Regions from separate parts of the Homo sapiens genome. Here regions 2 and 3 are each linked to region 1. A link is a loop called in an ENCODE intact Hi-C map of the cell type or tissue named here. Cell type or tissue: HepG2. All regions are shown on one strand. Links, peaks and the distances in the headings refer to the core of each region. The heading gives the core; the rest is flanking DNA.

Evidence for each region. Peaks named below come from ENCODE experiments on the same cell type or tissue, not always from the same donor. Only the 100,000 strongest peaks of a DNase experiment are listed, where the experiment ranks them.
Region 2: a loop joins it to region 1, with 21 times the contacts of the local background. A loop is called at or near these places in 2 of 110 quality-filtered maps.
Region 3: it touches region 1 in a loop (12-fold over the local background); 14 of 110 quality-filtered maps call a loop at or near these places.

The regions. Positions count from the first base shown.
Region 1 is chr14:81,620,023-81,630,928 of GRCh38, reverse strand. LINC01467 (long intergenic non-protein coding RNA 1467) reads left to right here and starts at 7,868. Exons shown (of 3, transcript NR_110074.1): 1 at 7,868-8,276. In HepG2, for the core only: a CTCF peak has its summit at 5,408 (motif pointing left); a DNase peak (open chromatin) is centred at 5,378.
Region 2 is chr14:83,065,839-83,076,744 of GRCh38, reverse strand. No RefSeq gene overlaps it. Among named protein-coding and RNA genes, the nearest start is that of LINC02301, 430 kb to the right of the region's middle. In HepG2, for the core only: a CTCF peak has its summit at 4,649 (motif pointing right); no DNase peak of the experiment used is centred there.
Region 3 is chr14:81,984,485-81,995,390 of GRCh38, reverse strand. All of the region lies in intron 3 of LOC107984704 (a long non-coding RNA gene), which reads right to left. Among named protein-coding and RNA genes, the nearest start is that of LINC02311, 250 kb to the right of the region's middle. In HepG2, for the core only: CTCF peaks have their summits at 3,199 and 4,924 (motif pointing left); DNase peaks (open chromatin) are centred at 4,930 and 9,190.

The DNA of each region.
Region 1 (10,906 bases), core at 1,367-9,366:
CTCTACCACTTCCTATCCACATAACCCTGGACATTTTACACAATTTCTGTGAGCCTCAGGTCCTTCATCTGTAAAAGGCTGATGATGATAATAGTTTCCTATTATAGGGTTACTGAGATTAAACAAACTCATCAGTGCAGATTCCAGTACAGGGCCTGGCATATAAGTAACAATCAAGAAGTTTGAGCTAAAGTAACAGAATGTTGAGTGGTAATATTCGTGTGTCCCCAACATGGCAACAAAGGCTCAAAGCTGTAGACAAAGAGGCTCCATAAACTCCACATTTGAAACAGAGCTGCCAACACCTGAGGCCAGGCACCTCCCTCAGAGACTAATAAGCCTGAACTGCCCTTCCACCGCCAGGGGTCCTGGGCCTTGTCAGGGATGCAGAGTCTGGGATGAGATGTAATGTCCCCATCGCCAATACAAGGAATAGGGATGTCTGAGTTCATTTTCTGCTGCTATTATATAACAGAATACCACAGACTGAATAATTCATAAACATTAGAAATTTACTTCTCACAGTTCTGAAGACTGGGAAGTACAATGTCAAAGTGTCAACATCTGATGAGGGCCTTCTTGCTCATCTCATGCCAGAGGTGAAAGAGCAAGGCAGCAAAAGGTGGCCGAACTCACTTTTGTAACAATCCCACTCTCACAATAACAAAACCACTCTTACAATAATGTTGTTAATCCATTCATAAGACCCAATCACCTCTCAAAGGTCCCACCTCTCAACACCATTGCATTGGGGATTAAGTTTCCAACACATACACTTTAGAAGACACATTTAAACCAGAGCAAGGGGTTTCAAAAGAATCCTTGGAGAGATTAGGAGTGCCTGCCAGATAGGAGCACTGGCATCTTGCTCCCAGAATGAAGCTTTCAGAGCTACAGAACCAGTCTTATGCAGCTTTCATAGAGAGTTATTGGAAGAAATTGGCCTACACCTCTTGAAGATAGATAATATTCTTGAACATGGAGACTAGTGCCCAATTAAAGATGTAAAGCTTACCAGAGAGGCCCATTGCATCAGGGTGAGAAGGGACTATGGTACAGGGTGCCTAAGAAGAAAACAATGAGAGCCTTTCACCCTACTCTCCTGCAGCAAAGATCTCTGCTTTTTCATACGAAACAGCAGGAGCTCTGGGGCCATCCTGGTGGTCACGGAGAGAGAGAAGCTGCCACCTTAGAAAGGAGATTGAAACATGGACCAACCTCAGAGGTCTCAGGGGACATGGCTTCCCTCTCTGGGGGAACCTCAGCAATGGAGCAGAACTGTGGAAGCTGATTGTTCAATTTACCAGCCATGAAGAGGTCACCAGAAGGAGGCAAAATCACACTGAGCCTTAAGATAGCCAAGACCACCTCCCCATCATGATATGCATCTCACTTTATCCTGATATGAACCTGCCTCTACCTTCTCCTCTCAGACTCCCAAAGCCCTCCAATCTAAACAAAGTTAATACCAAAAAGAAAGAAGGAAGAGATGGCAATTTAATGAAGGTCCTCCCCACACTCAATCCCATCGAAGTGCTGGGGTGAGAGAAGAGGAAGAACATCGGAAGAGCCTCAGACCTCAGGCAATGGGTCAAGCTTATGCCAGGTGAGGGAAGGGAGGTGTTCTGGGGATAAGATTTAAACCATATTAAAGACTAATGTTTCAAAGGGACTTGGCTTTTAACATCTAAAAATGGCCAGGAAATCACAGAATCTCTCATCAGAATTTGAAAAAGGCATTTGTCATAACATGATTGAGAGTTCATTAAAAAAAATTAAACCATTTCATGTTTATGCCCCAATAGAGCAATTACATTATCAGCATCAGCATCTTAGGGAGAACTGAGTGTTAAGAACAGAGAAACTAAATATGCCCAAGCCCAAGTCGGCACTTGAGATCAGCAAAGAAAGATGGAGCGTTGAATCTGAATGTGCATACAGCTGTGTGGGAGCAATTTAGGGAAGATCAAGGGTAGGAATTAACCTGGGAAATCCAAGCAGACTGCCAAGAATAGGGTTTGAGATCCCTATGGTTTTAATTAGCCAGGAGCAGTAAGGGACAGAGTGAGTGGACTGAGTTAAAAGACACGGTGTTAACGCCACACCTGGAGCCACTGGGGGCTCTGCTGGGGTTTTAAATTAATGAGAATAATGTGTCTTTGAAAATATTATTGCCTCCCAGTAGCTTCCTACTTTTCTGGTCACCTCTGCCTTTCATGAGAAAAATGCTAACCCACATCTTTGTTCCTTCACATTCCTTTGAAGGAGGTGGGTGGCCATGAGGGAGGAGAGGCGGACTCTTTCATCCCTGAATTGGCACCCCAAGTCCAAACCAAACTGGTAGTTACCAGAAGCCTCCACCACTTCCAGGAGGATGAGGTTGGGCAGGACCTACCAGTCTTGCAATTTCCATTCTATGCAAAGCCAATGCTATCATTCCCTCTAGCCAGCTCCATAAGTAATGAGGTTTCTAGGGAAAAAGAAAAAGAGTATGAGGCTTTTAAGCAGACCTCAGATAAGAATGCCATTCTCACCCCCAAGGAAGCTTCTCTCTAGAATCATCTGCAAGGAGAGATCTGTGTGGGTGTGTCTTCTGGGTGGTCCCACACTCTGGTCCAAACTCCCAAGGCCCACCGTAGAGAAGCCAGGAGAGGTCTCCACCCTGTCCATGGAGACAGAAGAAGGGTGGGAGCTATTGCAGCTGCGACTGTGACTTGGCCGCCAGGAAATCACACTTCTCTCACAAGCCATCCCACAGCTTGGCCAAAGCTTAGCCTCCTTTGGGATACAATGGCATCACGATGAGTGTACACCTGAACAAAGACTGACCCAAGGCTGTCCTTAGACAAAAATGGTCTTGCAATAGCAAGCTAGACTTTTTTAAAAAATATATATTTATTCAGAGAAATTCTAGAATCCCGCCAAGTTTGCAATGCCCTAGGGTAAGTTGTAATGTCATTTAATGTGAATTCAGCTAGAGAGTGGCTACTGGCACATCTATAAGGGGCATCAGCCCCCAGGTAGTCAACTTGTTCTCTCTGTCCCCAGAATCAGGAGGACTCAGCTTCTCAAATATCCATTTAGCTCACTGCCACTCTTCCTATCATCCTCCCCCAAACACATATATTTTTAATACTTCTATATAAGTTCTATTAAAAATAATCAACACTTAACACAGAAAACTTGAAAAATATAGAAAAGTTTAAAGGAGACCAAAAAACCTCACCCCTGATGCTACCACCCAGAGAGAAACTGACTGTTAATATTTTGGTATGTTTGCTTTCAGACTTTTATGTTATGTTACTTATGAACAAGTATGTGTCTGTATAATATAATAAAATTAAAATAAAATTTAGAAAACTGAGTCCACATGGTGTGGATACAGTGTAAGCTCTGGTATTGGCTGCTTGGGTATAAATCCTAATTCCACCTCTTGCTATCTTTGTCTAAGCTGCAACAAGTGACTGATATAGTACCCACATTAAAAAGTTACTATAAGGAATAAATGAAATTATTTGGATAAAGCTCTTATGACCTAGCACATGTGAGATAAATATACATGAGTTGTCAGTGTTGTTGCTATTATTGGTTGTGTTTGGCCTTTTTACACAATACACATATTTTTTTTTCTGTGCCTCTGAGGCAGTTTACAAGAATGAACACTGTGTCCCAATCAATGCAGCATTATCAAATCTAGGACACTATCTGGATTGATACCACTCTCAGCAAACACAATGACCTTGCTGGCATCTTCCTGCAAGAGGTTGATGGGACAGGATGGCTGGGGGCAGCTCAAATACCTGGAGGGGCAGGGAAAGGTTGTGGAGGGGTCAGCCAAGCCAGCATCACAGCTGTGCTCAATTACCACAAACAGATGTTGGCACCTCGACTCATTAGAAATGCAACCCAATCACACTGGCAGTCTAATCATCTTACTGGAAACTCTGGAGATAGGAAGACCCTGTGCTCCCAATTCCAGTGGTCAGATCAGTAAAGGTCACTCTCCCTGTCCCCAAGCAAAAGACTTCATGTGGCAAATCTCCACAGGGATTAGAGAAGCGGCTCGCAACTGAGGTCAATTTTATTCCCCACCAGATATTTGGCCATGACTGAAGACATTTTTGGTTGTTGCAACTTGAAGGGAGAGGAGGCTGCCACTGGCATCTAATGAGTAGAGACCAGGGATGCTGCTGAATATCCTAAACACAGGACCATCCCTGTGTTTGGGTTAGAACTACCTAACCCAAATTACTGATTGTGCTAAGATTGAGAAACCCTCCATTAACGATCTCAAACACATAAATAAGTTAAAAGAGGAAAATGCTTGGCCCCGGTGACATGGTCTTGAGGGTCTGTAACAGAGATTACAGAAGTGACCAGATAGATTATGAGCTAAAGCAACTATATTTTTATTCCTTTTCTCTAAAGTTCCCATATCTCAGTGAGACTTTATTTTGCTTCGTAATGTCCAGCAAGACATTATTTTTCAGTCTGTCAGTGAATCCAGCTATTAACGTATTGCTCCAAAAACTACTGCAGTCATTCCTTGGTATCTGAGGGGGATTAGTTTCAGGACCCCAGAAAATACAAAAATCCATGGATGCTCAAGTCACTGATATAAAATGGTGTCATATTTGCGTATAACCTACACATTTCCTGCTATATATTTTAAATCATTTCTAGATTACTTACAATACCTAATGCAATGTAAATGCTATGTAAACAGGCTGTATTGTTTTTCACTTGTATTATTTTTTGTTTTATTATTATTTTTGTTAGTTTTTTGCTGCTGTTGTTGTTGTTTAATATTTTCTTTTTCTTTCTTTCTTCTTTTTTTTCTTGAGACAGAGCTCTGTTGCTCAAGCTGGAGTGCAGCAGCGCAATAACAGCTCACTGCAACCTCTGCCTACCCGGTTCAAGCGATTCTCCTGCCTCAGCCTCTCAAGAAGCTGGGATTACAGGTGTCCACCACCATGCCCAGCTAATTTTTGTATTTTTACTAGAGACAGCGTTTTGCCATGTTGCTTAGGCTGGTCTCAAACTCCTGAGCTCAATCCTCCTGCCTCAGCCTTTCAAAGTGCTGGGATTACAAGCATGAGCCATCGTGCCCTACCGTTTAATAGTTTCCATTCCTGGCTGGTTGAATCCATGGATGCAGAACCCGCAAATACTGAGAGCCCACTGCATTTTACTACAGTCCTAAAATCTAAACTAGGACTTAGGACCCATACTAAAAAGATGTATACACAATATCTGCTTGTCCCCTACACTGTCCTTGTACCAACACCTGGAAAGTCTGGATAGTTGGACAACTACAGTATCACAGGAAATATACTCTTGAAGGTTTTAAACCAGAGCTAGGAAATAAGTAAAGTTAATACAACAGTGCCATCTAGTGAATGACAAGTATCTCAAAAGAGCCTAGATCTCGATTTCTCAAATCTAAGATTCATGCATTTTACTCAGACAAATTCAGTGCAGAATGGGAATGATATTAAACAAAATTGCATTATGTTATCCTCAGCCTTCAGAAGAACCCCTCCATGTGATCTAATGTCACATTTAAGAGGAAATCTTAATGTAGGCCAAGTAAGAAGAAGAAATTAGTAGAAATCCATGATTACCTCTATATTCAAATATTACATAACAAGAATCTAACACTAATTAGTGATAAGATCTGCAGCAGATTTCAATCTCCTGACACTGAGATCAATATCCTCTTGGTGACCCTAAACTGATGGAGCTGTGGCTCAGCCTCACATACCAGGTACACGTCCCAGCTCTGTGCTTAGTGCCTGGGTGACTGAAGACAAGTGAAACTTTTCTGGCCTTCTGTTTCTTCATCTGCCAAATGGTGTGATGATATAATAATACCCATTCATGGGACGTACCATAAACCCTAAAGGAGGCATTCTGGGAAAAGTGAATAACACGTGGTTTAGCATGGTAAAGCTTAGTTCCCTTTTCTAGCTGCTCCTCCTCCTTTATCTGCGTGTTTACCAAACGAGAATGAGACACCTAAGAGTCTGTTTCTTTTAAAAGCTGGCATTCAAATTTTTACTCAATAAATCTGAGTCCCTACTGTGTACCAAACACCATTATAGGTTCAGAGGATGGAAAAGTTTCCACCCTGGTGGAACAACCGTGTAATATGAAGGGATCTTGGAAGAAAATAATATAAAATCAGGGCAAAAAGACTTCAGTCTGAGATATCATGGAGAAGAAACACCTCTCAGAATGGATTTTGAAAAAGGAGGAGGGGGAGATAAACAAATACTGAAATTAAGGAACACACCTGGTATTCTCCTTGGAGACAGAACGGACAGCCACCAGGCTGTTGTCTAATTGAGTCACCTTGCAAAAGAGAGGAGATGAGAGCCTTACTGCAGGAAGAGGGATGTTCACATCCCAAAATGAGTATCCTCTGCCCTTGATTAAGCCCTCCACATCGTTTTCCCCAGCAACCTCTCCCTCACCATTCTAGGGCTGGGGTTCCACTTCAGAATTTCCTCCAAGTTAGCCACGCTGCCAGATGGAAGAACTAAAAATCAGGACCTACCTTTGGCTTTCCCCCTCCTCCTCTCCCATATCGCTCCTGTGAGAGGTGACAGCGTGATGGCGGCCCTCGCAGCCCTGGCTCGCTCTCGGTGCCCCCTTGGCCTCGGCGCCCATTCTGGCCGCACTTGAGGAGCCCTTCAGCCCGCCGCTGCACCGTGGGAGACCTTCTCTGGGCTGGCCGAGGCCGGAGCTGGCTCCCTCGGCTTGTGGGGAGGTGTGGAGGGAGAGGCACGGGCGGGAACCGGGGCTGCGCGTGGCGCTTGCGGGCCAGCTAGAGTTCCGGGTGGGCGTGGGCTTGGCGGCCCCGCACTCGGAGCGGCCGGCCAGCCCTGCCGCCCCGGGCAGTGAGGGGCTTAGCATCCAGGCCAGCAGCTGCGGAGGGTGCGCCCGGTCCCCCAGCAGTGCTGGCCCACCGGCGCTGCGCTCGATTTCTCGCCCGGCCTTAGCTGCCTCCCCGCTGGGCAGGGCTTGGGACCTGCAGCCCGCCATAACTGAGTCTCCCCCGCCCCGCCGTGGGCTCCTGCGCGGCCTGAGCCTCCCGGAGGAGCACCGCCGACCGCCTAAGGGCTGAGGAGTGCGGGCGCACGGCGGGAGACTAGCGGGCAGCTCCACCTGTGGCACTGTGCAAGATCCACTGGGTGAGGCCAGCTGGGCTCCTGAGTCTAGTGGGGACTTGGAAAACCTTTGTGTCTAGCTAAGGGATTGTGAGTGCACCAATCAGCACTCTGTGTCTAGCTCAAGGTTTGTAAACACCAATCAGCACCCTGTGTCTAGTTTGGGGTTTGTGGATGCACCAATGGGCACTCTGTATCTAGCTAATCTGGTGGGGACTTGGAGAATCTTTATGTCTAGCTAAGGGATTGTGAATGCACCAATGGGCACTCTGTGTCTAGCTCAAGGTTTGTAAATGCAACAATGAGCGCTTTGTGTCTAGCTAATCTGGTGGGGACTTGGAGAATCTTTATGTCTAGCTAAGGGGTTGTGAATGCACCAATTGGCACTCTGCATCTAGCTCAAGGTTTGTAAATGCACCAATCAGCACCCTGTGCCTAGCTCAGGGTTTGTAAATACACCAATGGACACTCTGTATCTAGCTAATCTAGTGGGGATGTGGATAACTTTTGTGTCTAGCTCAGGGATTGTGAACACACCAATCGGCACCCTGTCAAAATGGACCAATCAGCTCTCTGTAAAACAGACCAATCGGCTCTCTGTAAAATGGACCAATCAGCAGGATGTGGGTGGGGCCAGATAAGATAATAAAAGCAGGCTGCGTGAGCCAACAGTGGCAACTTGTTCGGGTATCCTTCCCCAGTGTGGAAGCTTTAGTTCTTTTGCTCTTTGCAATGAATCTTGCTGCTGCTCACTCTTTGGGTCCACGCTGCGTTTACACTGTGTTTATGAGCTGTAACACTCACCACAAAGGTCTGCAGCTTCACTCCTGAAGCCAGCAAAGACCACGAACCCACCAGGAAGAAGGAACAACTCCAGACACGCAGCCTTAAGAGCTGTAACACTCACTGCCAAGGTCTTCAGCTTCACTCCTGAGCCAGCCAGACCATGAACCCACCAGAAGGAAAAAACTCGGAACACATCCCAACATCAGAAGGAACAAACTCTGGACATGCCGCCTTTAAGAACTGTAACAACGCAAGGGTCCGCGGCTTTATTCTTGAAGTCAGTAAGACCAAGAACCCAATTCCGGACACGTTTGGACCGTGAGTCCCTTTCTTGGGTTGGCTCAATGTTTTATATGTAAGACAGCAACAGTGTCAGTGTTCTAGTTTATCTGGTTTAAGGTTTATTACCCATCTGAGTGGGCCTGGTCTCCACTGCACTTCACTTTTGCACTTTCCACAGGCAAATCTCAGCAGCCTGCTAAGATCTGCCTGCAAGTGGACGTAAGCTGTAAGCTAGTCCTTTCCAGAGTTACATAATACATTACGTTACTTAAAATCTTAGTTTTTCTCTAAAATTTTGTATTTAAAGCTCTATAATCCCACATGTTGGCTAGATCACAAAAGTTAAACATTTCTTTTTGAAGGGCTTCCTGGGGTACTCAAATCCCCAAAAAGAATTAGGAATTTCCGATATACCATAGTGCATGCTATTATTTGGCCATGTATCCCCTGCACAGTTTCTCATGGAAATGCACTTTGCAAAAAGGCTAATTCCAGGTCTGTCTGGTGGCTGTTCTTACTTTAAACTTTGCTGGAACTTTACTGTCTCATGAAGCTTTTCCTAATGCATCACTGTCCCACTTCCCTTAGTCCCATATGCAATTGATTAATACTCCCCTTGTCTTCTCACACTACTTTCTGTAAATATTTGTAACACAGTCTCTCTAACACTTTGGTGCCCTTAATTGATTTTGTGTTTACTCCTCTTTAGTTTACTATAGGTCCCTTCAGAGGAACTTTGCTTTATATGCAAGGTTCAAGGGAAGCTCATGGAAATTCCTGGTGCCTGCACACTGTATGGCACGTGGTAGAGGTTTAGTGCAGAAAGGGAGCAAGAGAGGAAGGAAGAAGAGGGCAGGGCTGGCTTATTTTGGAAAGATCATAGTCCCAGTTCCACAATTCGACTTTCGACCAATCACACTCTCTCTGAACCTCATTTCCTCTGCAGCCAAACAAGGCTAAAATATTAGCCCTGACTTCCTGCTAGGACTGATGGAAGGTTCTAATGAGATCATCGATGCAAACTCAACTTTAGATAACTAGAGAGTGCCAAGCCAATGTAAGATAGCGTCATTGTTAGCATCAGGCTGAAATATTCCCTTCCTGCCTTCGCCAAAAAGGCAAGGGCACCATGCCCACAAGTGAGATAGGCGAATACACCCTCCATAATCTTTTAGCTAGGAAGATTCTCCCAGTCCCCAAAATAATGCCTCTTTTTGAATGCAAAATGCTTCAATTTCTATAACACAAGATAGATTTTTAAATTCATGTTAGATATCATTTTAAATACTTTTAAAAGTGCAAATTATTGGTATCAATTTCCTCACTGAACGAAATTTCAAAAGGGGAGAATTCTGAGCCTTGAAGTGAAAAGGCTGGATCCAGTGGCTTACACCTGTAATCCCAGCACTTTGGGAGGCCAAGGCGGTCAGATCACTTGAGGTCAGGAGTTCGAGACCAGCCTGGCCAACATGGTGAAACCCTGTCTCTACTAAAAATACAAAAAAAATGAGCTGAGTGTGGTGGCATGCACCTGTAATCCCAGCTACTCAGGAGGCTGAGGCAGGAGAATCGCTCGAATATGGGATGCAGAAGTTAAAATGAGCCAAGATCACGCCACTGCACTCAAGCCTGGGCAACAGAATTTTATATATATATATATGTGTGTATGTGTGTGTGTGTGTATAGATATATAGCTTATATAGTTTTTTTATAACTATATATGTGGTAATGTTTATTTTTGAGACAGGGTTTTGCTATGTCACCCAGGCTGGAGAGGTGGAGTGCATTGGCACAGTCACGGCTCACTGCAGCCTCAATCTCCCAGATTTAAGCGATCCTCCTACCTCAGCCTCCCGGTAGTTGGGACCACAGGTGCATGCCATTATACCTGGATAATTTTTTTTTTTTTTTTTTTTTTGGGTAGAGACAAAGTCTTCCTATGTTGCCCAGGCTGATCTCAAACTTCTGGGTTCAAGGGATCCTGCCACCTCAGCTTCCCACACTGATGGGATTATAGGCATGAGCCACTGCACCCTGCCTAGGTAAACTTTTTTATTTAAGACATCAATGGTCGTTCATGACTGCTAATTTCCACTTAGTGTGTTCATAAACTACACCCCTACACACACACAACCTACACATTCATTGGTATTTGAATAAATAGTTAATTATCTTTGAACTTAAAAAAAAGAATTTTATTTAGGGAAATAAAATTCAGATTAAACTAACTTTTGTTGAATACCTACACAATGGAAAATATACCAAACATTCTCAAACAACCTGTAAAGATATTTGTTGCCACCCAAAAAATTCCAGCTGTGGGGTAAATCGAAGCTACCAAATTGGAAAAGCAGACACGAGAACTACCCCTGAATACAACTGGGAAAGAATAACAAATACATTTTTTAAAACTAAGAAATAAGGGGCTTTTGTATAGAAACAGGAATCGTATTCACTTTGTAACTCTAGAGGAGTGTTTTGAGGTTGTGGCTTGTCATTTGATTATTTAAATGCAAGTCCTTTTGTAATTATTTCTATTGTTAATAAATTCCATCCATCCAGCTTGGATGAGGTCATCAACACGTTAATGTGAATTTAGATTTTGAAAGAGAGAACTAGACAGCAGTCACAATCAGGCGCCCGGATTTCTCCCAATTACTGCCCCC
Region 2 (10,906 bases), core at 1,077-9,076, 1.4 Mb before region 1:
CCTCTAGAAAAGTCTAGTATTAAGAATCTATGAGGAACTCAAACAACTCAATGTAAAGAAAACAAACAACTCCATTAAAAACTAGGCAAAGGACATGAACAGATATTTTTCAAAAGAAGACATACTGTGGGCAACAGACACATGAAAAAATGCTCCACATAAATAATCATCAGAGAGATGCAAATTAAAACCACAATGAGATATATTCTAACACTACTCAGAATGGCTATCATTAAAAAGTCAAAAACAACAGATGTTGGCATGGACTTAGAATAGAACATTTTTACACTATTGGTGGGATTGCAAATTACAACCTCTATGGAAAATAGTACAGAGATTTTTCAAATAACTAAAAATAGAACTACCACTCAACCCAGCAATCCCATTACTGGATATCTACCCAAACAAAATAAATAATTATATTAAAAAAGATAAATGTACTCTTACGTTTATCACAGCACTGTTCACAATAGCAATGTCATGAAACCAATCTAAGTGTCCATTAATGGTTGATTGGATTAAAAAATGTGGTACATATATACCATGAAATATTATGCAGTCATAAAAAAGAATAAAATCATGTCCTCTGCAGTGAAATAAATGCAGCAGGAGGCCACCATTCTGAGTAAAATAACTCCCAAACAGAAAATCAAATACTACATGTTCTCACTTACGTATTAGGGCTAAACAAAGGATACCTATGGACATAAATATGGAAATAATATACATTGGGAACTCCAAAAGGGAAAAGGGTAAGAGGGGGTTAAGAGTTGAAAAATTACCTGCCAGGTACAAAGTTCATTATCTGGATGTGGGTTACACTAGAAGCCTACCCACTATGATGCGATATACCCATATAACAAACATGTGCCTGTACCCTCTGAATATAAAATTTTAAAAATAATAATTTTATTAAAAACATTACAGATGATTCATTTTTATCCTCTAAAATTGTTTTTAATATAGTTGATATACTATCTTTCTAAAAAATGTCTAATATACCAGAAAAAATGATGGGAAGAAGCAGTATTTGTGATGAGCTTATTAAGTTTAGAAGATAAACTTATAACAAGCCAGCTTTCCACAGCAAATGGTTCTTGGGTAAGTGCCGTGCCCTTGTCTCCTTCCTTTGGATTTTTGCCACACTAAGACTCAATAGAAGCTATAAGTTTTGAACCTGGCCAATTGCTTAGTTCCTTTTAACTTTGCTTGTTTAAACAGAAACTACATTCCATAATGAATATATTTTTGCTACATCCTTCCAGTAGGAACTTGTTGGGCAAACAACATTAACAGGTTTGGAGTTTTGTTTTGAAGTACTGCGATTTGCTTAATATATTCCTATAAATTATCTCAGTTTAACATTAGGATTCTGTATTTCCCTAATTTTGGAAGGATTGACAGAATTCAAAGCTAGTCTTCAGAGTTAAGATAGTCACACACTCTATGTCTTCGGGAACTTTTTTCTTTCTATGTATTTGTTCTTTCAGGAAATTTCAATATAATTATAGCATTCAGAGGTAGTGCACAAGGTTTTAGTCTATTGCTCAGCTCTCAGGGGTTCTTTGAAGAAGTAAATTAGTCACAGTTGCATGTTCCTTCAGAAACATTGTTCTTGTGTATGTATTCAGATTTATAATTGAATATTTGAAAAATAAATAAGTGTTTTATTAAGCCAATACCTTTGATGTTTTCTAGCAGCCCACATGAAGGAGAAAAAATTTAGTTTTGTCACAGTTTCCAATAAACCTAGTGATGAATTGTGGTACCATGATAAATAATATCAAGTACTAGGTATCCAGACATAATGGAGATTTAACACTGTATTCCTGAAATAAGGATATTGAAGTATGAACATCACAACAGTATTTTATATTATTTTTAGCTACTGCACTTAGATTTTTCTTTTTTGTATTAATTTTATTGATACATATTAAATATACATAGTTTGGGGGTACATGTGATAATTTAATACATTCATATAATCTGTAAAGATTAAATTAGTGTACTTAGGAAGTCAATTACCATAATTATTTGTTTTCTTCTTTATGTAAGAACCGTCTTAATTCTTCTCTTCTAGCTATTTTGAAGTGCACAATAGATTATTGTAAACTATAGTCACCCCACTGATTTATCAAACACTGCCTTATTTTTTCTGTCGAACTATATTTGTACCCATTAATCAACCTCTCTTCATTTCCCCCCTCTTTCTTGCTCTCTGGTAGCCACATATTTACTCTCTACATTCATGAGATCCACTTTTCTTTTAGCTCAAATATGAATGAGAAAATGCAATATTTGTCCTTCTGTGTTTGACTTATTTCACTTAATGTAATAGCTTCCAGCATTCATGTTTCTGCTAATGACAGGATTGCATTTTTATTTGTGGCTGAGTAATGTTTCAGTATGTACACATATTACATTTTCTTTATTCATTCATTCCTTGATGGGCACTTAGGTTGATTCCTCATTTTGGCTGTTGTGCATAGGGCTACAGTAAACATGAGAGTGCAGATATCTCTTCAATATATTTCTTTTCTTTCTTTAGGTTATACTAGTAGTGGAATTGCTGGATCATATAGTAATTCTATTTGTAGTTTGTGAGGAACCTCCATACTGTTCTTCATAGTGGCTGTACTAATTTACATTTCTACCAACAATGTATGTGTGTTCCCCTTTCTCTGTGTCCTCACCAGCTTCTGTTACTGTGTGCCTTCTTATAAAGCCCATTTTAACTGGGGATAGATGATATCTCATTGTAGATTTGATTTTCCTTTCTGTGATGACTAGTGATGTTGAACACTTTTTCATATACCTGTTTGTCATTTGTATGTCTTCTTTTAAGAAATGTCTATTCAGATGTTTTGACCATTTTAAAATCAGATCATTATTATTACATTTTGCTATTGAGTTATTTCAGCTTCTTATATAATCTGGTGGTTAATCACTTGTCAGGCAGATAGTTTGCAAATATTTTCTCCCATTCTCTGGGTTGTCTCTTCACTTTGCTGATTGTTTCCTTTGCTTCCAGAAGTTTTTTAGCTTGATACAATCCCATTTGTCTATTTTTGCTTTGGTTGTCTGTGCTTTTGAGGTCTTAACACCCCACCCCAAAAAAAAAAAAACAAGAAAAAAAGGTACCCTAACCAGTGTCCTAGAGCACTTCTTCGATATCTGTGATTTATTTAGAAACTCAATATACACCTTGTTTAAACCCTTTCTCAGTCACTCAGACTTCTTTTTTTATTAGATAGAAGCGATAACAATTCAGTGATAATTGACTAGATTGATTACCCTATACACCAAATTCAAGTAAAATAAATATATTAATTACTTGTTGAATAATCATCTCCAATGTGAGCTGATATTCACCAAAAGTGAGGTGTGTTTCAGGGTATCATGAACTCTGATTTTTGACCTTTTACTATTCTACACTTTGATTCAATGATTTGTATGATTGCATTGAAACTACTTCAAAATATTGCATATATGAATAATATAATTATGACTATAATAGATGGCAAAATTGAAAACAAAGCTGTATTTGCTGGTGAAAGAGAAGAGATTAATATAATAAATTAAATTTAATGAAGACAAACATAATATGAATGAAAGAGACAGCATTCATTAAACACTATTAGATGTGAAACACAATACTGAGAGTTTTTACATAGGTTATCTTATTTAATTTTCACTACAACCCTGGAATATGGAATGTGTATTACTATTATCCATGTTTGATGGATTTGGAAGTCAAAGGATGAAGTACCTTTCTCAAAGTCACAAATTCAGGTTTTGAATATAGTAAAATTTCAGAATATGTCATCTGCTTTGTACCATAGTGCCCTCCTAAAAGCATATGCTGTCGCCTAAGTAACCAATAAGACTATAATAATAAGATGAAAGATAATGGTTAGGTAATAGTACACATAAAAATGACTTAGGACTTTAAAGAATAGTGAATAAAATGTTAGTAAATGGTGATAACTCTAGCACCAAAAATTAAAGTGATCTTAGATAGCAACTAACTAGAACTAAAATTCAATTGGGGCCACAGCTAGCACATTAGAACACTTCTGTGAGAATTCAGAAAAAAAAAAAAAGAAGAAGAAGAAAGTGCTGCTCCAGGCAGGTCCAGTCACAAAAGAGACCTCTACTTGATAGACCAACAAGGATAAAGTGCCCCCTCCAGCAGAGCGACTAGAAAGACACCCTTATTCTAGGGTGAGAACCAGAGCCAAAGCTTGAAGAGATAATCAATGATCATTTGCTCCATTTTAACCCTCACTATGTAATGCTAAATAGTTTTTCCCATATTCGTATTGATTGAATTTGATATTTAGTGTGGATAGACATCTAATTTAACTTTTTATTTAAGAATATCCTTTTTTTTCAGTCCGTAACATTTGTTAACTAGTTTATCCTTTCCCTAAAGATCCACAACTGGTGATATAATTTATGATCCAAACAGACAGTTTTGAGAGTGCTAATTGCTAACCTAAGTCAAGGCAACTGATCTAAGCTAGATGAAAAAGAAAACTAGGATAAATGGTTACTCTACTTTTGGATCAGAGACTATGTATATTACTCCTTTAGTTTATTTGTGCTTGCAATGATTTCTCCGTCTGAATTAGTAATGCCTAAGTGTTCCACAAGAGGGAACCAAAACGGTGAAGTACTACATTCATAGGAGAAACTGAAAGAAAGAACCTCAAAATGCCTAAGGAGCTGACTGATAAAGGTATTTCTCTCCCAAAACCATTCAATAATGACTGCAGGAGATGGGTCTTTCTAAAAGTGTAATAACAGTACAAGACTTCAAGGAACATACAAAACTAAGAAAACGTGACATTGCCAAAGAAACATGGTAATTCTCCAGTAACTAACCACAAAGAAATGGAGATCTATGAACTTCCTGACAAAGAATTTGAAGCAATTTTTTGAAGGAAGCTTAGTGAGCTACAAGAGAACACAGACAATTCATTGAAATCAGGAAGATAACACATAAACAAAATCAGAAGTTCAAGTTGTGCTTCTATCCATTAAATACAAACTGCCAGAAAAAGGATTTAAGAAAACAATACCATTTACAGTAACATAAAAAATATTTAGGAATATATTTAATCAAGGAAGTAAAAGTTCTATACACTGAAAATTATGGCATTGTTAAAAGATATTGAATAAGAAACAAATAAATGGAAAGATATCTCCTGTCTATGGATTGGGAAAATTAATATTGTTAAAATATCTATAGTACTAAAGCAATCTACAGATTTAATGCAAATCCTATCAAAATTTCACTGGCATTTTTCATACAAAGAGAAAAAAATTATAAAATTTTTATATGAAAACATAAAAAACACAAAGTAGCTAATACAATCTTAAGAAAGAAGAAAAAGGTGGAAGCATCACACTTTCTGATTTCAAATTGTAAGTCTTATCAATCAAAACAGTATGATACTAACATAAAAATAGACATATATGCATACATATATACATATACGTGTGTGCATATATATGTGTGTGTGTTCTTACACATATATATGTACTGGTATATGTACTGGTATAAAAATAGACACATATGCATACATGTATACATATACATATACGTGTGTGTGTATATATATATATATATATATATATATATATATATATATATATATACTGGTATAGTCTATTCTAAAATAGAGAGCCCAGAAATAAACCGACACATATGCAGTCAATCATCGCCAACAAAGATGCCAAGAATACACAAAGGGAAAAGGAGGGTCTCTTCAATAAATGGAAAAACCAGATATTCATATGCAAAGGAATGAAATTGGATCTTTACCTTACACCATACACAAAATCAACTCAATATGAATTAAACACTTAAATGTAAGACTTGCATTGATAAAACTCCCAGGAGAAAAACACAAGGAAAATGTTCATAATCTTTGAAATGATTTTTGTGATATAACATCAAAAGCATAGAAAATACAAGCAAAAATGAGAACATGCAACTACATCACATTAAATCTTTCAAACAGCAAGAAAAAAATCAACAATGACAAGGCCACTTCCAGAATGAAAGAAAATATTTACAAATCATATATATATATGAATTAATGCCCAAAATACACTCAATAGCAAAATACCAAATAACCTGATTAAAAATACAGGCAAGGGACCTGAATAGACATTTTTCCAAAGAAGACATACAAATGGCCAACAGATACATGAAAAGGTGTCCAGCATCAATATTCATGACAGAAATGTAAATCTAAACTTCAATGAGTTTTACCTCACTCCTATTAGGATGGCCATTATCAAAAAGTCAATACATAAATAAAGTTGATGAGGATGTGGAGAAAAGGGAACTCTTACATATTGTTGGTTGGAATATAAATTATTAAAGCCAGTATAGAAAAAAGTATGAAGGTTCCTCACAAAATTAAAAATAGAACTATTATATGATCCAGTGGTCTTGCTACTGGGTACATAGCCAAAGGGCATAAGATCACCATCTTGAAGAGATACCTGCACTCTCAACTTTATTGCACCATTAATTTACTGTACAAGTCAACTTATGAAAACAATCTAAGTGGCCATACACGATGGGACTTAGCATGGTTGTGACATAATTTAACAATGTATATGTATATAAAATAATGACATTGTACACCTTAAATACACACAATTTTTGTCAATCATACCTTAATAAAACTGGAAAAGTATACCAATAGCTATTAAAATTTAATAGTTTTCCTCATTTATTAAACTTTTTTATAGAAGCAAAGAGTATGTGATATTTTAACATGTCATTTGTAGAAAAAATTAAAATAGGACACATCCAATGTTTATTTGGTTGCCTACAAAGATCACAGTTACATTAGAGAAAATAAAAGCATCCAAAAGTAACAACAAAAACAAGAAAATCTGACAGAATGGAATTAATTTTGTATGCACCTAATGTTCTACCAACTTCAACCCAAAGCTGGTAGACAACTGTTGGCATCTGTTAACTAGTTTGTTATGGCTTCAGTCTTAAGTGGCTAGGCACCATTCAATTCATTATGTTACCTTTAATTAATCCAAAAAGCCAGTGAGATAAAAAAAATCACTGCATAAAATATTCTCCATATCACATTTGCCATTTCATAGATAATACTTTTTTTTCCTTTGCCTATGAAGGTGAGCTCATTTAATTTTAAAAAAAAAAGTCCTAAGATGACCAAATTTTTAAATGACTGACAATATTAATTCTGCTTTGGTATGTCAGCTACAATTGACTTCTGTTTTGGTAAGTGGATTACAGTTGATTTCTTCAACTGTGGCATGCAGTATATACAATTATTTACAATAGAAATTGTAAAATGAAGGTGCCCCTTTATTATATTTATAACAATTTTATTTAAATTCAGGCAAATTTTACTTTATTGTGCTTTACTTTATTGAACTTTGCAAATACTGTAATTTTTACAAATTAAAGATTTGTGGCAACCCTGCATAGAGCATGTATATCAGCACCATTTTTCCCAACAGCATGCACTCACTTCAGGCCTCTGTTTCACATTTTGATAATTCTCATAGTATATTCAAATTTTTGACTATTATTATATATGTAATGGTGATCTGTGATCAGTGATCTTTGATGATAGTATTGAAATAATTTGAGGGCATCACGAACAATACCCATATGAGATGGAGAACTCAGCTGATAAATACTGTGTGTGTTCTGACTCTTCCACTGACCAGCCCTAATGCCATTTCTCCATTGTCTTCAAGCCTTGCTATTCCTTGAGACACACAATGTTGAAATTATGCCAATTATTTACCCCACAGTGGTCTCTAAGTGTGTAAGTGAAAGGAAGAGTCACACATATTTCTTTAAATCAAAAGCTAGAAATGATTAAGCTTAGTGAGGAAAACATTGTCAAAAAACAAGATAGGCAGACAGCTAGGCCTTTTGCATCAACAGTCAGCCATGCTTTGAATGCAAAGAAAACCTTCATGAAGAAAATGCTAATTTAGTGAACACCCAAATGATAAGAAAGTGAAACAGCCTTATTGCTGATATGGAGAAAGTTTGCGTGGTTTGTATAGAAGATCAAACCAGCCAAAACCTTCTGTTAAACCGAAGTCTAATCTAGAGCATAACCCTAACTGTCTTTAATTCTGTGAAGGCTGAGAGAAGTGAGAAAGCTGTAGAAGAAAAAATTGAAGAAAGCAGATGTTGCTCCATGAGGTTTAAGTAAAGAGACCACCATATCCATACCATAAAAATGCAAGGCAAAGCAGCAAGTGTTGGGGTAGAAGCTGAAGTGAGTTATCAAGAAGATCTAGGTAAGATAACTGATGAAGGTAACTACACCCAAGAACAGGTTTTCAATGAAGACGAAATAGCCTTATGTTGGCAGAAGATGCCATCTAGGTCTATAGGTAGAGAGGAGAAACCAATGTCTGGCTTCAAAACTTCAAAGGACAGGCTGACATTCTTGTTAGGGGCTCAGCCAGCTGGTGAATTTAAGCTGAATTCAGTGTTTATTTAGCATTTCAAAAAGCCTAGGGCTATTAAGAATTATATTAAATCTATTCTGCCTGTGCTCTATAAATGGGACAACAAAGCCTGGATGACAGCACGGTTTACTGTATATTTTAAGCCCATTCTCAAAACCTAATGCTCAAAAAGAAAACAAAGTGATCTCTTTCAAAATAGTACTGCTCAGTGACAATGTACGTAATTACCCCAGGGGTCTGATGCAGATGTACAAGGAGATGAATGTTGTTTTCATGCATTCTAACACAATATATATTCTGTAGCACACACATCAAGAAGTAATTCTGACTTTCAAGTCTTATAATTTAATAAATAAATTTTGCAAGGCTGGATAGATGATCAAAGCAGCCAAAACAAGCAGCTGCCATAGACAGTGATTCTTCTGATGGATCTGGAAAAGGGAACAGAAAAGCATCTGAAAAGGATTCACTATTCTAGATGCCATTAAGAACATTTGGGATTAATGGGAAGAGGTCAAAATAGCAACTTTTACAGGAGTTTGGAAGAAATTGACTCTAGCCCTTATGGATGACTTTGGGAGTTCAAGACTTCAGTGGAGGAAGTAAACTTCAGATGTTGTAAAAATCACAAGAAAACTGGAATTTGAAGTGAAACTTTAAGATGTGACTGAATTGCAGCAATCTTATGATGAAACTTGAATGATACGAGTTTCTTACTATGCATGAATTTACTCTTGGTGAAGATGTTGTGAACGTTGTTAGAGTTATAAAATTACAACCAAGGATTTAAATATACACGTAAACTTAATTGATAACGCAGTGGCAGGGTTGAAGAGAATTGACTCCAAATTTGAAAGATCTACTGTGGGTAAAATGCTATGAAACAGTATTGTATGCTACCGAGAAATTTTTCATGGAAGAATCAATTAAGTAGCAAATTTTATTGTCATGTTAAGAACTTGTCACGGTGACCACAGTCTCAGCAACCACTACCCTGATCAGTCAGCAGCCGTCGTTGTTAAGGAAAGATCCTTCAGGAGTGAAAGGATTATGACTTGCCAATGGTTCAGTCCATTGTTAGCATTTTTAGCTAGTTTTAAAATTAAGGCATGTACTTTTTTTGACATATGGTATTGCTCGCTTAATAAACTGTAGTATGTATAGTGTAAACATAACTTTTGCATGCACTGAAAAAACAAGAAATTCATGTGATTTGCTTTACTGTTACGTTTGCTTTACTGTGGTGGTCTGGAACAGAACCTCCAATATCTCTGAAGTGTGCCTGTAATTAAGTTAGTTATTTTTAGCATCTTTCTCATCTACAGTAGAAATAGAAAGTATAAAGCCACATGTATTTTATTCATTTTCATATGCCCAGAAACAAACATGCTGCGTTTCACATTGAAGGTTTTAATATATCATTTTTTAAAAGAGATTAAACTGGTGCAAGGTTTTGGATTACTACAAATCAATCTAAAATGCTATCAGGTAAACAGTGGAAATGCACATGTTATTAATCAGCAGAACATGTTAATCTATGAGGATACAGGTGTTAAGAACCACCCATAAAAACATCTATTGAAGGGCATTACATATAAAATAGGGACAAAATGATGAATGTAGAGTTAACAACCAGCAGAAAAGATCCAAAATGGATTTAAAATCCACTTCTGGGGGCATTTCTTTTATTCAAAGAAGAACATTTTATATCAGAGATTTCCAAAAGTTTCCCGTTTGGCACCAGTCAATTCAGTTCTGCAATATCAAAGACTTCCAAGGATAGCTAGAAAAAACAAATTCGTGTAATCAGCCAGTAAAAGCTGCCTGGTTGTGCAATGTAAACTCTGTAATATACTAAGAAAGGAGCTTCTACAAATAAAAGGCATGTCCACTCACTAAAAAATAAACTCTCAATTAAATGAAAATGTCTTATATCCAAATACATTCATAATTGTGTATTACAGTTGGAAGAAATATTTTATTTTTAAAAGCACTTAAAATTAAATATTGGCATATACTTTATCAACCACTACTGATAAATGGCAGATGGTATAAAAAGCACAAACATACTCTTGTATACTCTACGACTTCAGCCTAGTTAACTCCTGAGGTCCACATTAACATCTAGATGCTGGGATTTTGTTGGTTTGTATGAATGTGGCCTGATCATTTTTTTATTGACTCTGTACAAACTTTATATTTCTTCAAGACAGTTGTGTATTTTATGAGTCATCTTTTTATCAATTGAGCATTCAAAAATTATGTGTAATTTATCTCCCAGTATACTTAACTAAATAATAAAAGGTAGGCTTTATTTAGGTTTGAAATATTTAGGAAAAATGAAGCATATGTGAAGGAAAACAAATTTTCAGGAGATTTACTCAAGAAAATTGCTATGGTCACACAT
Region 3 (10,906 bases), core at 1,886-9,885, 360 kb before region 1:
GGCTGAGGCAGGAGAATCACTTGAACCCAGGAGGCGGAGGTTGCAGTGAGCTGAGATCGAGCCATTGCACCCCAGCCTGGGTGACAACAGCAAAACTCCGTCTAAAAAAAAAAAAAAAAAAAGATGGTTCTCCCATTTCTCCAGTGACCAACATTTTGTGGCTTGCAACAGATCCAGGAGTTCTCATATACTCCAATGAGGAATAAATAAATAGAGACTAGAAATCCACTGAATTATGTCCATAGTCAGAACAAAGAAGGTGCAGAGTTCATGAAACTTGTCCGTCTGTAGCAAATATTAGAACAAGTCACCAATCAAGTAGGAGCAGTTTCTTTGCCAACAAACACTAGCACAAATCCAGAGGCTACTGCACTGACCAGAGATGCCTCTCCTCTCCATGACTATGGGTTTTAGCTCTTCCCAAATGGGAACAAAGAGAAAGAAAAGGGCTGGTGATATGGTTTGGCTCTGTGTCGCCACTCAAATCTCATCTGGAATTGTAATCCCCACGTGTCGGGGGGGACCTGTGATCCCCACATGTGGAGGGAGGGAGATGACTGGATCATGGGAGCAGTTTCTCCCATGCTATTCTTGAGATAGTGAGTGAGTTCTCATGAGATCTGATGGCTTTATAAGCAGTCTGGCATTTCCCCTGCTTGCACGTCTCTCTCTAATCGCCATATAAAGAAGGCCTTTGCTTCCCCTTTGGCTTCCACCATGATTGTAAGTTTCCTGAGGCCTCCCCAGCCACGTGGAACTGTGAGTCAAGTAAGCCTTTTTCTTTATAAATTACCCAGTCTCAGGATCACCTGGGGTCAGGAGTTTGGGACCACCCTGGCCAAGATGGCAAAACCCCAGATCTACTAAAAATACAAAAATTAGCCGAATGTGGTGGCGCACACCTGTGATCCCAGCTACTCGGGGTGCTGAGGCAGGAAAATCGCTTGAACCCAGGAGGCAGAGGTTGCCATGAGCCGAGATCACGCCACTACACTCCAGCCTGAGTGACAGAGTGAGACTCCATCTCAAAACATAATAAAATTTAAAAATAAAAAAATTATTCAGTCTAAGGCAGTTCTTAATAGCAGTCTGAAAATGGACTGATTCAGATGAATAAGGGAGATAACAGAAGCCAGAAACGTTGAGTTGCCCCTCAACAGTGAGGACACTTTAAACTAGAATTGTGGCTAAAAGAATAATACCTAAATTTGACTGCAAATTTGACCAATTTGGACTGAATATACCAGAGTGCCATAAAATAAGTTGTCTGCTCTAGACAGCTTGAGAGAACTTGAGAACAAAATGGAGTTTAAGTATAAAAAACTAAAAAGTTATATTTCTGTGCCCCTGAGTGATCATGTGTAAATGTATACCTGATACACTATGTTGATTTTTGCTAAATTGTCTTGTTCCCCCTCAAGCTGAAGGCAACATGTCAAAACACTTCTACCTATTACAATAAAGAGTCTTTTAAGTGTAATCCCAGGATGTTACATAAAGAAGAGATCTTCAAAGTAATGTTAGATTTCCGAAGTTGTTATAAACACAAGCTTCAGATTCCCAAAATCTGTGTGCAGATCATAGTTGTACCATGTGCTGGCCACGTGCCGGATCTTCCTGCTGGCCAATAAGATCTTGGGCTGCTTACTTCAATGTTGAGCCTGAGTATCCTCCTTTATAAAACGGAAATAGCATGTACTTCACAAAGGTGGCTGTCAGTTTAATAAAGATATGTATGTAATACACTTACCACAGAACCTAGCATGTGATAAATGCTCAAAAAATGATAGCTGGAACCAGTCTAGCCTCACATTTTTCAGATAAGGAAGTACTGAGTCAAAAGTTTTAGCAGTTCATCAAAAAATAGCATCTGCTGTTCAAAGAATTAATTATATTTTTCAGGTTTAAACAGGGTATTCATTTCTAGAAAATAGGTCAGAGTCCTGTATCATAATTGTTTTATTTTCATTATCAGGACTACCTTGAGGGGCAGGAAATTCAATTTGTAACCATAACTGGCAAAGAGAGACATTTACGGGGTATGCATATTCCATGGATATGTTTCAAATTTAAGACCAAAATAAAGATAGAGCGATAATACTATACTTGCAACGCAAGGATTTTTTAAAGCACTTTAGTTGAAATTTTGGAAGTTTACTGTTGATCTCCCTAAATATGACCAAGTTAATTTTCAAGGCCAAATTAGTCCTCAGCCCTTAACAAGAACTCCAAGTTCCCATAGATGGAGCTATGACTGTAGTAGTGGTATGCAGTGGTAATGGCAAGAGCTGACATGTTATCAAGCACCTTCCACGTGACAACACTGTGGTAAGCATTTCACCCCGCATAAGCTCATTTTATACTTAAAATTTAACTCTTAAAAGATGTGCTGTTACCATTTCCATTTTAACATGAGGAAGCTCTCAGAGGTGGCCCATCTACATGGTTGTTTAGAAGCCAGGATTTCACCCAGAATTTGACCCAAAGCTGGTCTTGATTTCCTTTTTGCTCAAATCCTGAGCAATTTCCTCTGTACTTCCCAAGAACAGACAATGGTAACAGTACCCTTTCTATTTCCATCAAGGTCTTGGTTTATCAAAAGTATTGTTTCCTCTTCTTCAAGCTATCATGTATTCCATTTTTAATTAATATTCATTGTTGCATAAACAAAGGTGAACTACAACTACCTCTCAGCAGTAAAAACCCAACTACCCTTGTCCAGGGTGATCATTAAGTGATCATTAAGTCCTTCCTTCCTGAAAAGTAGCGTGGCTGCAGTCACACAGGCTGGAAATGGCAATGGAAACTGGAACCCAAGTAGTCGCTCTACCTTCAAAAACCTCATGTTTGACCATTATTTCTTTTTTTTTTTGAGACGGAGTTTCACTCTTGTTGCCCAGGCTGGAGTGCAATGGCGCCATCTCAGCCCACAGCAACCTCCGCCTCCTGGGTTCAAGCAGTTCTCCTGCCTCAGCCTCCCAGGTAGCTGGAATTACAGGCATGCACCACCACACCCAGCAAATTTTTTTTTTATTTTTAGTAGAGATGGGGTTTTCCATGTTGGTCACACTGGTCTCAAACTCACAATCTCAGGTAATCCAGTCACCTCAGCCTCCCAAAGTGTTGGGATTACAGGCGGGAGCCACCATGCCCAGCTTATTTCTTAATTGTATTACTAGCTATGGCCTCAGTGGGGCAGCAGTGGTAATAAGAGAAACTTCTAGATCTCTGATACCCTATCCTGACTTCAGAATTAGGCAATCTTTGACAAAATCAGTTTCTTTGAATCTCTGTTTCTTCATCAGCAAAACTAGGACTTAAAGCACCTGTTCACTTGAGTGTTCAGAAGCTGCAGTGTGGTGATGTTTGTGAAGTGCTATGGCATCAAAAGGATGGATGGTCCCAAAACGCTGGAGAAAATACCACACCTGTGAAGGTCGGTTGCCAGGCTGACGTCAGTAAGGAAATGATGTTATTTCCTGGTGCAAGAATTAGTTCCAAAATAAATGGCAAAATTAAAATAAGAGACTCTTGGGCAAGAGTCTCTATTATTTTGTACTTTACCTAATTTTTGAGGCATTCCTCAACACCATCTTCCTTGTTTTCAGATCCTAGACAGTTTTCCATGGATCAAGTGCAAAAAATGATAGTATCTTTTTTTTATTCCTTCAGAGGCTTTGTTTTTCATATTTTGCTTCTTCCTCATGGTATCATTCTTCTCCTTCTTTTCCAACAGTGCTCACTTATGGATGATGAACTTTTGGCAAGGATGAACTAAAGCCACTTCTTAGTAGTAAAAATCAGACCACTCTTCTCCACGGCAAATTCTCTCATCCTTCGTAACATTTTCATCTCAGCATCTTTCAAGTGTCTTCCCCTCTTAAGATGAATATCAGTAACTCTAGGGTTGAGTGGAAAGAAACTAACAGAATCACAGACACTTAAAACTGGAGTCATCTTAGCTATCACCAGTCTCCTCTCTTTCAATTCACATTCAGTTATCAGCGAATTTTTAGCATATAACTAAGCTAGAAGTTTATTGCATTGATGCATTTAATTTTATATAATCCTCACAACAATTCCATAAGCTACGCTTATCCTCATTTTAGGGAAAAATGAAACAAAGGCTAGGAGAGGTTATTTGCTTGTCAAATAGTTAGGCAGTAGCAACACTGTGCCTATACTAACGGTTCCTCTCTTCCAGGTCAGGAAACCAATTTGTTTTAAATTCAGGCCAATCACTGTACATTATCCATAATATCCAAAGCATGTTGCCCAGATGAACTAGCCAGCAACAGGCTGAAAATCAAATAAATACTAACGTAAAATGCTAAATGCCAAGGGTAACAGCCTTCAAAAAGAAAATTCCAATTAAATAACAACAAAAAAACCCTCTTTTGTTGTATATGGTTTACATTATGCTGTAGCTACATTTCTAACAGTGAAGACTGGTGAAAAATGTTTCTCCTCAGATATTCTTAAAAGAGAATTCACCCAAAGTTGCATTTTGCTTGTTTCACTGGTAGGAAGGATGAGATAGAGAAGAGAGACTGATAAATTATTTATGAACAAGACTGCTTCACTGATCAGATTTGGTGATGAAAGCTTCTTTGAAAACCCATGAGGAACATTCTTAACGGAAATTATATGCACTTCTCTTGGGTTGTCACTTTTTTTTTTCCCCTGCTATTAGTTTGATTTTGGCTTCGCAGTCACCACTGTGCAGAAATGTAACAGCAAACACAATGAAAAGCCTTTCCACATGATTATTTTCGAAAGTAATAAGACATGTGTGACCTGGAAAATCAGCCCTTCCGACGTGTCAGGTAAGGAGGTAGATTATTATATTTTTAAAAGCTGCCTTTATCTTTGCATTGTGCAGGAACTCAGAGGCAAACTTTTAGGAGCTAAGGATGGACTTTTGCTGCCATCTACTGGTGTGTGATGGAAGAGCAACATATGCTTCTGAACTTTCTCAAATGGCGATGAGAGAATTCAAAGTTGGGAGATGAGGGAAAGCGTTCTTTTGATTAGGTATGAAAGTCCTTGTAGAGAGGAATTTCTACAGCCAGTCATGGGACCATAGGTACCTTCTGCTAGAGAATTTTTAATAGCAACCCTCACCTATAATCTAATTATTTTACCCATGAGAAGGGCAGTCACTTTCCCCTCATTTCTTCAACCACAGTAAATCTGAGCATCTCTATATTCATATTCATTCCCTTGAAGCTTAAAACTGAAAAGGAATAGCATAACCATTTGGTTACTCATATAAGCTTTTGTTGTCAGAACAAGCTCTGAACAATTATAAGCTGCCTGGAAATTCAGGAGTTATGTCACATCTTTAAATATTATTTTTCTTAATACAGAAAATGGGCAACACTTCAGTGCCATTGTTCATCCATTCATTCCATGTACACTTACTGAGATGCTTGGCATGAGGATTAAATGTGGTCATACACATAAAGTTCCCTGCAAATACCTGACACACATAAGCTCCCAATAAAGGCCAATCTTCACCTCTTAACATCATCACCCCTAACTTCTCTTCATGGTAAAGTGACTAATGATTTCAAATTTGTAATATTGAAGGGAAGAAACTACCCAGAATGAGCTCATTGGATCATAAGTTTCCCTGAGAAGTTAGAAATCTACTTTCTGTGCCTCAAGGAAGGCTGTAACAAGAAGAAAGGATGGTGACGCCAAAAGAGAAAGACAAGTATGTTGATCAGAAGATTTCTGCATTGAGTCTATACGAATGGTAGGATATATCTGAATTCCCATCCAGTTATCACAATAGTCTCAAAGAAGGTGAAATGATTCGATAAGACTTGGAAGTTTAAAAGAATGAATGTACGTGGAAGATAAAAATTATTATACTCAGGTTATTTCACTTTGGTTATACATATTTGTTTTATGAGCAGCACTTTCAATTTGGCCAGATATGTAGATTCAGGAAAAATGGGAAGTTATGCTCTTGGGAGGGGGAGCAAGAAGGAAGTAGAAACAGAACCACTTCCTAATGAATTTCAACAGGCGAAATATGTAAGTATGTGAGATTTTTAAAGCACTTACTTTATAATAGCCTTATAATCATCACTATTAAAAAGATTTAGGAAAATAATCATGCCATACTCATAAGACTTCCTCCAACAGGTCCATTATATGCCTACACTGTACTGTAGTCCGTTAAGTGTGCAATGGCAATAAGTCTGAGAATAACAACGTACATACCTTACTTTTAAAATGCTTTATTGCTAAAAAAAAAATGCCGACCATCATCTGAGCTTTCAGTGAGTTGTAATATTTTTGCTGGTGGAGGGTCTTGCCTCCACATTGATGGCTGCTGACTGATCAGGGTAGTGGTTGCTGAAGATTGTGGTGGCTGTGGTAAGTTCTTATAATAAAACAATGGTGAAGTTTGCTGCATTGATTGACTCCTTTTCTCATGAACTATTTCTCTGTAGCATGCAACGTTGTTTCATAGCATTTTACCCACAGTAGAACGTCTTTCCAAACTGGGGTCTATCCTCTCAAACCCTGACATTGCTTTATCAACTAGGTTTATGTAATATTCTAAGTTCTTTGCTGTCATTTCAACATTGTTTTTCTTTGCTCGTCCATAAGAACAACTCTTCATCCATCCAAGTTTGATCATGAGATTATAACAATTCAGTCCCATCTTCAGGCTCCACTCCCAATTCTAATTCTCTTGCTATTTCGATCACATCTACAGTGACTTCTTCCACGGAAGCCTTGAGCCCTTCAAGATCATGCATGAGGGTTGGAACTAAATTCTTCCAAATTCCTGTTGATGTTGATATTTTGACCTCTTTCTACAAATCACAAATTCTTTATGGCATCTAGAATGATAAATTTTCTCCAGAAGGCTTTCAATTTACTTGGTTCAGTTCCATTAGACAAATAACTACTTATGACAGCCATAGCCTTACAAAATGTATTTCTTAAAAATATGTCTAGGAAGTTGAAATTGCTTCTTGTTCCATGGGCTGCAGAATGGATATTGTGTTCACAGGCATAAAAACAACATTTACAAGGTGTGCATTCTCCTTGCACACCTTTATATAGCTGTTGGGTGACTAGGTGCATTGTCAATGAGCAGTAATATTTTGACAGTAATCTTTTTTTCCTGAACAAAAGGTCTCAACAGTGGGCTAATATGTTCAGTAACCATGCTGTAAACAGATGTGCTATCATTTAGGCTTTGTTGATCCTTCAGAAGTTTTCTTTCTGCTGGTGACTCACAAAGGTTTTTGCTTTTTCTTGTTTGTTTTTGTTATGGTAGAATTCCTTTTTCAAAAAATGATATCACACTCATGTCCTGATATGTAAAAGAAAAAAGACACACTGAATTAGCTGAAGCAGCAGTGGAGACCAGGAAACACCAAAATGTCCCCAGACTCGCTCCTACTGCACTACAGAGGAACCAGGGGATCCCTGGAAACCTGTGAGATCAGTGAGAAAATCACTTATTTTGGCCATTTGTATTTTTCCAGCATGAACTCTTCTGGAAATAGCCCTTACCTGAGCAAATGGAACCATAAACACCAATGGAGAAAGATGTAGAACTTCTTCTCGTGCCCTCGCAGGCATCTCGCATTGTCAGGAATTGGTTCTTAGGTCACAGGTGATGAAAAGACTCAATATAGACTCTACTTGCAAGCATAGAGGAATTTGAAATGCTCAGTTCACCAACTCTCATACTTTGTTTAGTTGTTTGCTATTCATTTAGTTGATCCTCAAACTGCCGGGGTTGGGGGGTGGTGTGAGACATATGGAAAGTTATTCAACGTCGCAAAATGGCATAAGGAAGTAAAACAACTCAGTTGTGCACCGTTGTGGTAATTGGAACGTGTTTTACAAGCCTTGGAGTTCCTTGGTCCTTGGGCCATAAAGCCCCAGCTATGTGGATATAAGTTGAGTCTGACAGCTAACTAATAAAATATGTCTTAGGACAATAGACTCACTTCCTAGCCTACTGTCCTTCCTTATGCTAACTAGTCTTTTATCTTCAAAGGCTGAGAAAATGATGCTTCTGCTCATGATGAAGCTGTTGTTGGTGATGCCAGTGGTGGTGCCCTCTAAAAAGTGTGGCTTTGAACTTCAGCCAACAGCACTAATTTTGCTTCTTGAATGTGTCTATCCAAAGAGCTACTTTTTCTAAATAAAGTTACATCAGCATATGGCAAAAAAACTAATAATTTCAGTACTTATAAAGTAGCTCCTTTTGAGTACACCAGTAAAAATGTTAAATGTTTTGGCATGTGTATTTTATTCCTTATGTTTGTAGTGGTTAAAAATCATTTTTCTTATCTCTGTAGAAGATTAATCCCAAACTTGCATAAGCATTTTTATAGTTTGTTCGATATAAGAATTACATGGAAGTTTTATTGTTTGAAAGTTTTAGAACACATTCCAAGCTATATTTCTGTTTTCAGTGGGTCATAATTTTTAATTTCTATAATTTCCTTTTTTTTTAATTCTGTATGCTCTGTTATGCCACTCAATATTAGTGATTGCTTCACTAAAAGTTTTCTAATTATTCTTCATTTGTAATATAATCTAAGATGTTTAAAATACTATTCTGGTTAGAATATATTGAGTTTTTTAGAAAACAAAACTTTTCTGTCATCTGCCAAAATGTTTTCCATAAGTATGAAAATATTCAAAAAAGTTTTATTTTTCCAGTGAAAAATAAACCCAACAGTGAAATCAACCCAATAGTTTCCTGTTTGGTCTCTGAAAAGGGAAATATAATATAAAATAATCTGAAAACCTCTCATATAAGTAGATGAAGTAGAAGTACAAAATTAGCTGGTTGGCTGGATAATTGTAACCTTACAAAGAATAAACCATAAAGATGTAGTCTAAAATTCCTTCACCATGTCCCATATAGGTATATATGAATAAACAAGCCTTGCAGGAAAATATTTACTTTGATTTGTATGTGACAATTTATCTCTTATTTAAGCTGCTCAGTGGTTGAACCCCCTTTCATATTTGGAGAATTCCACAGTTTATTAGTTTGAGTGGACAGCAAAGACCTGCTTTAGAAAATGGCAATGCTCTCTGATTGCTTTTTTAGCATTGCTTATTTACTTGACATTGACTGAGGGACCTCCAGTAAGATTTATATCCTGGTTTGACTTTGACCCAGTAGCTAGTGATGCAAGAGAGAAAGAATGGAGAGCTCTCTGTTTGTTCATGGCAGCAGGTACTGTGTGGGATGCAAGGTTGAGTGTCTGGTCCAGAATTAGTAGTCATACCAACTCTAGAATCTGGTGTTTGGCAGTGGGGACAGCAGTTTGCTTGACAGATATGTTCTGAGTGAGGCATGCTGGTCTTTTCTTCTGTTCTCCCAGTAATTCTGTGAGCTACACGATAAAATAAATTCATTTTGCTTGAACTACTAGACACAGCTTCTCTGCTTGCAGTGAAGAACTATGAATTAATTCCTCAAGACCTTTGAACCACAAGAGTTACCATTTACTTGTACACCAGTTGGGATTTTTCAAATTGACTTAGGTTTACCTAGCCAACACCACCTTGCTCCTCATATGTTAGAACTTAGCCCTCCTTTTTTTCATACCCAACATTATTTAGCCCAATGGCATCTAGGAGTTGTGTGTATTAAGTCAAAAATTGGTCAACTGATTGAATAACTGATCAAAGACAAAAAGAGAGAAAACGATTAATTCTCTGTTCTGTCTTTGCTGTCCCACATAAGATTGTTTCTTTTTAACATAGTGATCTAAAATAGAGGTTAAGTAACTGCTTTAAAATAAGGTTAACTAAATCCACATCCTTGGTTCTGCCTCATCTCAAGCTTGTATATGTAAAAAGCCAAGCTCAACATCAATTACCCCGTTAGGTCTAATGCAACAACAAACGTGAGGCAAAAGTGATTTCATTATTTTTATGCAATGCACTGAGAAGTTGGCTATGGCTGTCAGTCCTCCTCAGGGTATTTACACCAAAAGTCAATGTACAAAAAGAAACTAACATAGCAATTTATGTATTTCACAGTGCATTCATGGGGAATCTGTTGTTCACATAGAAAGTCTACATGTCTTTGATTTTCATCACCAACATTATATTCTCTGAGATTCCAAGTGAGAGAACTGGAGCACTCACATTATGTCACCTGCAAGTCACTGGCAAGAAAAGTCCAAAATCAGGAGATAGTCAATGACCACAGCTTCTTGCAACACAGAAAGTGGGAAGTCTCAGACTAAGCAGTTTAATAAAATTAAACTTAGCAAAAGGATGATTTGAATTATTTGTTCAAATGAAATAACCCATCAAATATTGAGTTAAGAATCAGGGAGTGTGAAGGGGTCCAGTAGGAAGTGTTCAAAAAAATATTTGTTCAATGAATGAAGAAAGTCATTTTCAAAATATTCCATAAATAATAATGTTATGGTGGGGGCTAAATATAGATGGACAATCTTCCCTATCATTTCTTTGAAACTCGATTAACCATCTTACCGTTTTCTACCTGCCATTCACACACTCTCTCTCCTCGTCTCATCCCTGAATATTTAGTAACATGTGATGCTGCAGTCCACATGCAAATCCAAAAACATTAATGGTTATTATCCACTACTTTGAAACAAACTGTAACTTGCAGAAGGTAGATTACACAATGCTGCATTAAAAAACAGCACTGCTCTGCCTTTCAAATAATGGTTTGCAAACATTTCTCCTGTGCTGCGGTGGAGGGATTTGGAGATGGGGGTTGTAAAGGCCCTGCTATGTGAACTAACTGGGTCACAGCAAAGAGAGCAAACTCCATCTCTTGTAGTCAACAAAACAATGATAAATGTTGTATTTCATTTTCTAAAGCATCATCTTTCAAGAAAGTAGCCAAGCAAGTAAAAATTGG